Linked DNA regions of Homo sapiens: region 1 is linked to region 2. Evidence: chromatin loops called from intact Hi-C (ENCODE). Cell type or tissue: mammary epithelial cell. All regions are shown on one strand. Links, peaks and the distances in the headings refer to the core of each region. The heading gives the core; the rest is flanking DNA.

The links. A loop is a pair of places that touch in the nucleus more often than their neighbours do. Peaks named below come from ENCODE experiments on the same cell type or tissue, not always from the same donor. Only the 100,000 strongest peaks of a DNase experiment are listed, where the experiment ranks them.
Region 1: a loop joins it to region 2, with 2.5 times the contacts of the local background. A loop is called at or near these places in 35 of 110 quality-filtered maps.

What each region holds. Positions count from the first base shown.
Region 1 is chr15:98,942,721-98,947,109 of GRCh38, forward strand. It overlaps IGF1R (insulin like growth factor 1 receptor), which reads left to right. Exons shown (of 21, transcript NM_000875.5): 19 at 203-332. Among named protein-coding and RNA genes, the nearest start is that of PGPEP1L, 63 kb to the right of the region's middle. In mammary epithelial cell, for the core only: no CTCF peak of the experiment used is centred there; no DNase peak of the experiment used is centred there.
Region 2 is chr15:99,057,176-99,061,564 of GRCh38, forward strand. No RefSeq gene overlaps it. Among named protein-coding and RNA genes, the nearest start is that of LUNAR1, 45 kb to the left of the region's middle. RefSeq lists enhancers at 653-1,254, 1,255-1,854 and silencers at 1,872-2,041, 2,152-2,201. In mammary epithelial cell, for the core only: a CTCF peak has its summit at 1,922 (motif pointing left); no DNase peak of the experiment used is centred there; H3K4me3 peaks cover 986 bases; H3K27ac peaks cover 429 bases.

The sequences.
Region 1 (4,389 bases), core at 120-4,119, 110 kb before region 2:
GTATTTGCTCATCATGTGATTAATCATCCCTTACTGTCTCCACCTTATAAAATTGCAAACCCTAATATTTGGCCACCTTAAAGTGGGACGTGTCTGTGTCTTGCCTTGCGTCTCTCCACACATAATGAGTGTAGGGTCCTCTGCTGTGACAGCAGTGGTGCCTGCTCCAGCGTGTGACTCTGCGCCCTCTCTTCCCTTACAGATTTTGGTATGACGCGAGATATCTATGAGACAGACTATTACCGGAAAGGAGGGAAAGGGCTGCTGCCCGTGCGCTGGATGTCTCCTGAGTCCCTCAAGGATGGAGTCTTCACCACTTACTCGGACGTCTGGTATGAGAACCTTTACTGCATTGCCAGCCTGGAGCCCCCAGCCTCTGCACTTTCCACCAGCTCAGTCTCTAGGGCTTTATCTTTCTCTGTTCATTGTTACCCGTTGCCAGCTTTAGCTCAGTGTTGTGTGAGCCACACTTCTTCATCATTGAGGTGTTCCTGTTGTCAGTGGGCTAGCTAAGGGCAGAAGGGCATTCGTGGGATTTTAAAGAATTTATGGGACCAACATTCTTTCCGCCTTCAGCAGATACCGATTATGTTTCCAGGAGGTGGGATGTGCCAGAAGCCGTCACCTCTTTTTGTTTCTCCCCTGCCTGCCTTCTTTCTCTTTTCCTCTTTCTCAATAAACAGATACTGTCTGTGTGTCTGCCTCACCTAATCTAACCCTCAGATTGCAGACAGTGCTTTATTTAGACCCAAAGCTTATGAGTCCTGATTGTGTTTTCCTGCTGGTCCCATCTGCTGTCTGTCTTTCAGTGGGCATCCACCGTTGTGGACCCAGGGATGGTTATGGGAAGCAAAACGTCTCCCTTAATCATAAACAGTGTCTACCAGTGGAAGCCCATCGACCGAGGGATCAGAGGCCTCTCAGTAGTATTGTTTATTGCAGTTCCTTGGCAACATTGCAGAGAGGCAGTCAGGTTCTGAAATACAACTGAGGTTATTGGCAGGCTGAGGCCCTGGCACAGGCACCTTCTAGAATATCAGCTAGTGTCTTGGCTTTCCTCTGGGGGGATCCCGTTGCTGTTGTGTTACAGAAATGGTAGTTGTTTACTCCAACAGTCTGGATGACCGCATAGAGGAACTATTTCAATAGTGACTGACATCATTTTTTTTTTAACCTCGTAAACCTTTCACAGTTCAGGGGCCTTGGATCTTATTTTGAAGACAGGTGCAAATTGGAAATAGCATTTGAATATGACCCGGCAAAGCATGATTGCTTCTTAAGCTCAAGTATGAGATCTGTTTTGCAATCAGCTTGTCCAAGATGGTTATCTCTTCACTGTCAAATCAAAGTGCTCTGCATGGTGTTTAGAGATTGGGATGGTGAGGAGAGAGCAAGCCTGGGTATGTGCATGCATCTGTTTATTCTAGGCTTCGTGCCTCCAGGAGCTTGGAGGTCAGCTTGTAGTATAATAAAATAGAAAACTATACAGCCGGGGAGAACAGAAGCAGAATAGAAGGATAAAGTGTTGTTCATATCTCTCGGGCAAATTTTACCCAAATTCTGACGAGCAGTTACTGCACAAGCAACAACAAAGGGACCTAGAGTGTGTTCATTGCCAATTCTGTCCATTTGGCTACATAACTACTGTGAACCAATACAAAAAGATATGTATAAACATGAATAGGCGTTTGGTATTCATTCCATGAAATGCTCAGGCATTGACAGCGCTTCAGGTTTTGTTTGCTTTTTAACACAGGCTTTGAGGATAGCACAGGTCAGGAAGGCTAGGGCGTTGGAGCAGGTTTCTCAGCGGTCCAGGCTCTAAACTAAAGCTGTCCCTCTCAAAAGAATGGAAATGATTTCAGATTGTATTCAGCAGCACGAAGCAATGATTCCTAAATAGTTAAAAATCTAGAAAGAAACACTAAGAATTGTATTGGGCTTTGTAGAAGAGACCCCAGAATTTTAGGATTTGGGATGTATCCCTGCAGTCAGGCCCAGTCCCCAGTGCACCTGCAGATCTTTGACAGCTGCTGGTTGAGCTTCTGCTAAGAGGTTTCCTTCCAGGGACTCCATGTTCACTGCCTCACAAAGGCAGGCCAGCCTCATGCTTTAGACATCCTTGCTCTTAGCAAATCTTTCGTGTTCTGCTACGTCAGCCTCTGTGTGACACCCATTGGACCTTCTCTCTGTAGCACAATTGCATACCTTGCTCTGTTCTTGATAAGATAGGTCTAGGAGTCATCGAAGAGGTGTGTCTGTTCTAGCCAGAACACCTCCAAGTTTCCTGCTGTCTTCCAGGACTTCATTCCCAGGCCCTTGGGCACTGTGGCTGCTCTCCCTGCAGCTCCCTGTAGCACCATGTCCCTCTGAAATGACAAGGGTGCCCTCTAGGCATGGAGGAAACCAGACGAAGGACTGGGGAGCTGCACCCCACAGCCTAGAGCTGTGCTTCTTCCCGAGCATCTGGATCACCCAACACATAATCTTTATTTTTTATTAAGAAGCTTTCCAAATAGTCACAAATAGCCAAGGTTATTTGCTTCTTTCATGACTAATTACCATCTGTGGGGAATGTGGATTTCTCTGTAGGTTTTAATTTGCTGGTGAGTGGGCCATTGCTACCATCCCCTCCTGGTGTGGGGAAGTATAGTTACTGAATGCTGCCTCCAGCCAGCACGGGCATTGCAGGGGGACTCACAGCCGCCGGTCTTCCCCCTGGGGAAACAACGTCAAGGTTCCTAATTAGAAAGGGCTTTACACAGAGACATGTATCTACTGTTTGAAGATTAAATCTGTCCATGAAATGGAAGACTTGATTTTATATGAAGTCATGAAGAGCCAACACCACATAGTAAAATACCGGCTTTGAAAAACACAGAGGTGTTGCATATTTCTCGGTGCTTCTGACTGGCTGTGTGGCCTTGGTTAAACCTCAGAGCTTCTCTGGCCTTCGGTTGCTCCATCTGTAAGGCAAGGTCTGTCTCGAGAAGTCTGCGGTACCTGAATAGATGTTGAAATGGCTCCTGTGGCAACTGGTATTGTGTAGAGATGGTTCAGTGTCCACACCTTGCAGTTGTCACATTAAGCTGTGAAGGACGACTGACTCTAGCACTCAGTGGTCCTCAGTGGCAGGTGATGTTGACCTCAGACAAGAGTTGCTCAGGAGATAGGCTTTGCAGTTCACCTCGACAAGCGTTTGTGGAGAGCTAGGTCTGCTACCTCCTGTATCGTTGCCTGTGGGTGATGGTAAGGCTCTTGGGGGTGTGGAAGATGCGGGGATGATGATGATGACGATGATGACGATGACGACGATGACAGCGTCGTCGTCGTCCTGGTCCTGGAAGGATAAAGTCTTGTGGAGAAGAGGAGGCAATTCTGACAGTTTGGGGTTGCATCATCTTCTTCACAGAAGAGATGAAGTTGTGTAGGCACCCTAAGTATGGATTGTCACAAAAAGAGCACTAGGAAGCGGGGCGGGGCGGGGCAGGGGTGGGGGGTTCCTGGCAGTGGGAATGCTGGGCAGGCATGGCAGTAGGGAGCACCTGCTGCAGGTGGGGTTGGTGAGGTTTCCTCGTGGGACTTAGGCTGCAGAGAGATCAAGACAGGCCTCAGCTGTTGTATTAGGCATCCTGGACTAATTCTTTAAGCCCTGTTAAGGTTTCTGAACCAGAGGGTGATTAGAGCTGTGCTTGAAGTTCTTGTTAGCCGGAGTATACAGCTGCATTGAGCAAGATGTTGTAACCAAAGGAGAGGTGGTGGTGGGCCAGGCAAGCAGGATCCTGCACACTCAGGGAGCTCTGAGGGACGGAAGGAGGGTGCCAGACCTTGGACAGATGTGAGCCTGGGTGGACAGTTCGCAGTGGGACTCCGAGGAGGCCAAGGGCATGGGTGACAGCAGGCAGACTGCTCGGGTGGAATGGGCATCAGCTGCAGGGAAGCCGGGGGAAGAACAGGGCACAAATCGGAGTTCAGTGTGAGACGCAGTGAGTTTGTGGGTAGCCCAGTAACTGGGAACTTGGAATGGAGCAGTTGGGCCGGGAGGGCCAGGGTGGGAGCCGTGCCGTGAGAACTGGCTGCCTGCAAGCCGCTGACACAGCCAGGAAGGGCACGTGGGGCAAGAGGAGAAGTGGGTCTGGGAGGGAGCCACATCCTCAGGCCATTTCCCAGACCAGCCTGCAGTCAGCAAAAGCAGAGAGCTAGTCATTTCTTCTTATTTTATTTTTAATTTTTTGTTGTTGGAGAGCTAGTCATTTCTTGTACCAAGCTGCATTTCAGATGTGTGGGTACTACTGCCACTGGCATCTGAGGCATGCTGCCTGTATGGCTGGGCTGGTTGTGGAAGGCAGAGCTTCCCGCACAAAGCTGATGGAGAGCCCCTTCTCCCCT
Region 2 (4,389 bases), core at 73-4,072:
CCTGGGATCAGCACCAAGGAGAGTGAGCCTACCTCCTGGCCTGTCAGCTAGGAAGTGCCAAGCAAGGGACCAGCAACAAAAGGTGCAGTCCTGAGCAAGACACGAGAGCGGTGGGAAAGGCCTGGGTTTTTCCACTAGGGGATAGGAGGCCTTACTGGAGCTGATCAACTGGTTCATACTGTGGAGTTGACTGTAACCAGTACAACAATGCTGGAAAGTAAAAGCTACAAGATATTCTCGCTGTCCTTTTCCCACAGAAATATACTATGTATCAAGCTAAGTAAATGTCTGGAAACCTGGAAACCCCCCAAAACTGGTAGAAGCAGTTTCTTTTCTTTATTCTTTTTCTTTTTTTTTTTTTTTAACTATTTCACACGCACACAAAAAAAAAAGAGCTAGAGAAAAACCATGTTTCTTGGATTTAATTTTGTTCACACAAATTTTCTTTTTTAAAAAAGAATAAACTGGAACCATCTAATCTAAGGTAAGCATGAAACTGTCTCAGTGACTCTTTTAAAAGTTGTCTGTAATTGTGTGACTTGGAAAATTAATTTCCTTCCAGATGAAGAAACCCGAGGCAGGTCTTATGAGTGACAATTATTAGTAACCACCTCAGGAAGCAGCTGGAACAATGAGAAGGGGCGGAGGACCGTGTGAGACCTGCAGGCAAACACAAGGGCTGCTTGCAACTTGCCTAAAATAGAAAATAGAAGTTAGCAACAGCTTCCCCGCCTGCCAGGCCCCTCTTTGGAAGGCTCTGTGCGGTAACAAGTACCATGGCAGGATGCTACCCAAGAGCCTCTCTGGAGATGGACAAGAACCCCTGGGGCAGTTGAGGCGAAACGAATGCCCCCTGGCTTCCTTCCCACCTCTGGGGCGCAGGTTCCCCACTAGAGTCACCTCCAGGTGCTGACGCCCTTTTGCTTCCTTCTGCTGAAAAAGTCAAACCAGTTACTGTTTTGATTCTTTTTTAAAGGTTTTAGAAGAATGACACATATTACACAAGCTTTATTTGGAGGAGTCATTGGCGAGGTAATGTGCTCTTAACCGTGGAACAAGCCTTGGCGCTGAAGCGTGAAGGACGCGGTTCGAATCCCAGCTTGGTCACCTTCGCCTTTTTGAGCTGCCCAGGATAATAAGAAGGTTGGGCAAGGCTCAGCCTGCACGTGGCTAGAAACATAATCCCAGCACTTTGGGAGGCCTAGGCGGGAGGATCACGAGGTCAAGAGATGGAGACCATCCTAGCCAACATGGGAAACCCCGTCTCTACGAAAAATACAAAAATGAGCTGGGCGTGGTGGCGCGTGCCTGTAGTCCCGGCCACTCGGGAGGCTAATCGGTTGAACCCGGGAGGCGGAGGTTGCAGTGAGCCGAGATCGCACCACCGCACTCCAGCCTGGGGGTCAGAGCGAGACTCCGCTACACATCACCAGGCTCACCTGAGAGGCTGGAAAAGCAGGGGCGGAGGGAGGAGTGGGGAAGAGAGGGAAGGGGGTGGGGAGCAAAGTACCCGAGCCGACACCGATCCCCAAACTGTACCTTTTCAATTATCTTAGTAACTTTCACCCCAATGGCACGGCTTATCTTAACACTGATTACCGCACCCCGCACCCCCCGCTATTCTCCCCCACTCCGCGCACTCCCAGATGCTTCACATGAAATCGACATGGCAAAGTCACAGCCTCGAACTGAAACGGTTTTCCAATTTTGGAAGCTTGACTGGCCATAAAAAGGTTTTGTTTTTTTCTTTTCTCTCTTCTTCCCTGCCCGTGACGCCGCCCCCTCCCCCGCCCTCCCTCCGCCCCCACCCCCACCCCCACCCCCTCCCCACGCTCAAGAGCGGATCCGCGCCGGCCGCGGCGGAACCTACGCGCCTGTTTTCCAGCGGCCGCTCCCCGGCGCTGCCCGGCGCCGCCCCCTGCCGGCGGGAGTCGGAGCTGCTCCCGCGTGCGCGCCGGCCGCGGCGGGCTGATGACCCAACGCCGCAGGCATCCGAGGATAACCTTTCCCTTTTCTTTCCAAGACCAAATAAGGGGGCTCTTCCCTCTGCGCGCCAGGCCCGCGGCAGTTAGGCCAAGGGGCGTGGAAAGGAGGATCCGGGAACGAGGCTGACAGTCGGCAACAACCGAGCACATTGTTCCCGCGGCGCCCGGCCTCCCCCTCCTCCCGCGGGCCCGGCCCGTGCCCACCCTGCAGCCCCAGGCGCGGGGAGCCAGGCGGGATCGGCGCGACCCCGGACCCCGTCGGCAGCTCCGCCAAGCCCTCCGGCCCCTCCCCCGAGAAGAAGTGAAGGGCGGGGTGCCCGCGGGCCCTCGCCCCGGTGCAGACCCTCCAGGCTCGCGGGGCAGCCGACCGGGGACCCCGGCGGGGGCCAGGCCCGACTGCCCAGCCTCGGAACCCTGGCATCGCCCCCGAGGGAGGGAGTCACTGGTGGCTGACAGTGTTTGGTAACCACAGAAACCGAGATCTGACCTATATTTTCGAACACGGCCTCAACTCTAGCTTTCCTTCTAGAAATCAAAGTGAGAGAATCTGACTTGCTGCTAATTTTCCTCCTGCTTTATATTCCAAAATGCCACCCGGAAGGCTAGGCAAGTCAGGAAACCTCGCTGGCGGTGTGGATGGCTGGTGAGGGTCCCCGGTGCTCCAGTTAGGAGGCAGGGGCTGTCCCCTCTGCAGCCTCCTGCCGGCCACAGCGTCCTCCTGCCCACCAGCGGCTGGTGCATTTCTGGAGGGCAATTGGATGATATTGATCAGGATTTAAAATAAGTGCATTGTTTGACGATTTCATTCCACTTCTCGGTGTTTATCCTAAGTAGGTGCTGGGAAGGGTGCACAAAGACAGACCTTCTAAGCACAGAGGATGGCCACAGTCCTGCTTAACAGTAACAGTAGTTGGCCTTAACTGAGCATTTACTAAGTGCTAGAAACTGTTCTAAACATTTTACAAATAGCTACTCACAACATCCCTATGCTGCGGGAACTGTATTATTTTTTATTTTTATTTTCTGTCGCCCAGGCTGGAGTGCAGTGGCGCCATCTCAGCTCACTGCAACCTCTGCCTCCCGAGTTCAAGCGATTCTCCTGATTCAGCCTCCCGAGTAGCTGGGACTACAGATGTGCGCCACCACGCCCGGTTAATTTTTTGTATTATTAGTAGAGACAGGGTTTCGCCATATTGGCCAGGCTGGTCTCGAACTCCTGACCTCATGATCCACCCGCCGCGGTCTCCCAAAGGGCTGGGATTCCAGGCGTGAGCCACCGTGCCTGGCCAGGGACTGTATTATTAATACAGCCAACCCTCCATATCTGTGGATTCAACCAACCATGCATGGAAAATATTCCAGAAAAAAAAATTCCGCCAAGTTCCAAAAAGCAAAACCCGAATTTGCCATGCGCCAATTACTACTACATTGAATCCACAAGAATGAAATGAAGTGTTGGCATTGTATGGGGTATTATAAGTAATCCAGAGAGATTTAAAGTGTACAGGAGGATGTGTGCAGGTTATATACAAATATCACACCATTTTATATAAGGAACTTGAGCATCTGTGGATTTTGGTATGGGGCTCCTGGAACCAATTCCCCACGCATACCGAGGGACAACCGCACCTCCATTTAATACATGAGGAAACTTCTCAGAGATGCTAGGTTTCTGCTGACCATCACCCAGCTGGGGAGTTGCACAGCCAGGAATGATGCCACGCTCTGAGGCTCCAGAGTCTGTGCCCTTGACCGCAACACTAAATGTTTATCAATGGGGATTTGATTAATTTAGAATACATCCGTATAATGGAGTATTTGCCGGCCGCTTAAATGGTGATGTAGATTGGGAATAATTGGCATGGAAAAATGTCCATGACATATTGTTGAGTGAAAACAGCTGGTTATACAAGAGTGTGCCTAACGGGATCCCGCGGTTGTGCAGAAGGGCGCTCATGGCTATGCTAACCATGGTCACCTTTGGGCAGTAGAATTTCAGGTGGCTAATTTTACAAGTATGTCGTCTTTGTTGTTGAACTCTTTTTTTTTCTTATTGTTAATCACAGTCCAGGCTGTGCTCAAATCCCACTTTCTTCACGTAAGCCTTTCCTGATCCCCAAAGTTGGAAGCTGCAGCTCCCCATGATTCTGACAAGTGGGAACTTGTATTGGAAGGTTATTCAGTGGCATGAGTGTGTACCTGTGTTGTCAGCTAAACTGTGAACTCGGAAGGGAGGCACAGACTGTTTCATCTTTTTCGGTATGCCCATTGTACATTGCATGGTACTTTACCCACTGCAGGATTCAAATATTTATCAGTAATTTGGTATAACCCAATGATGATGGAGCAATCCACAGAAAAATTAATTGCATAATTAGTTGTTTGAGAGCTGCTTCCATTAGCT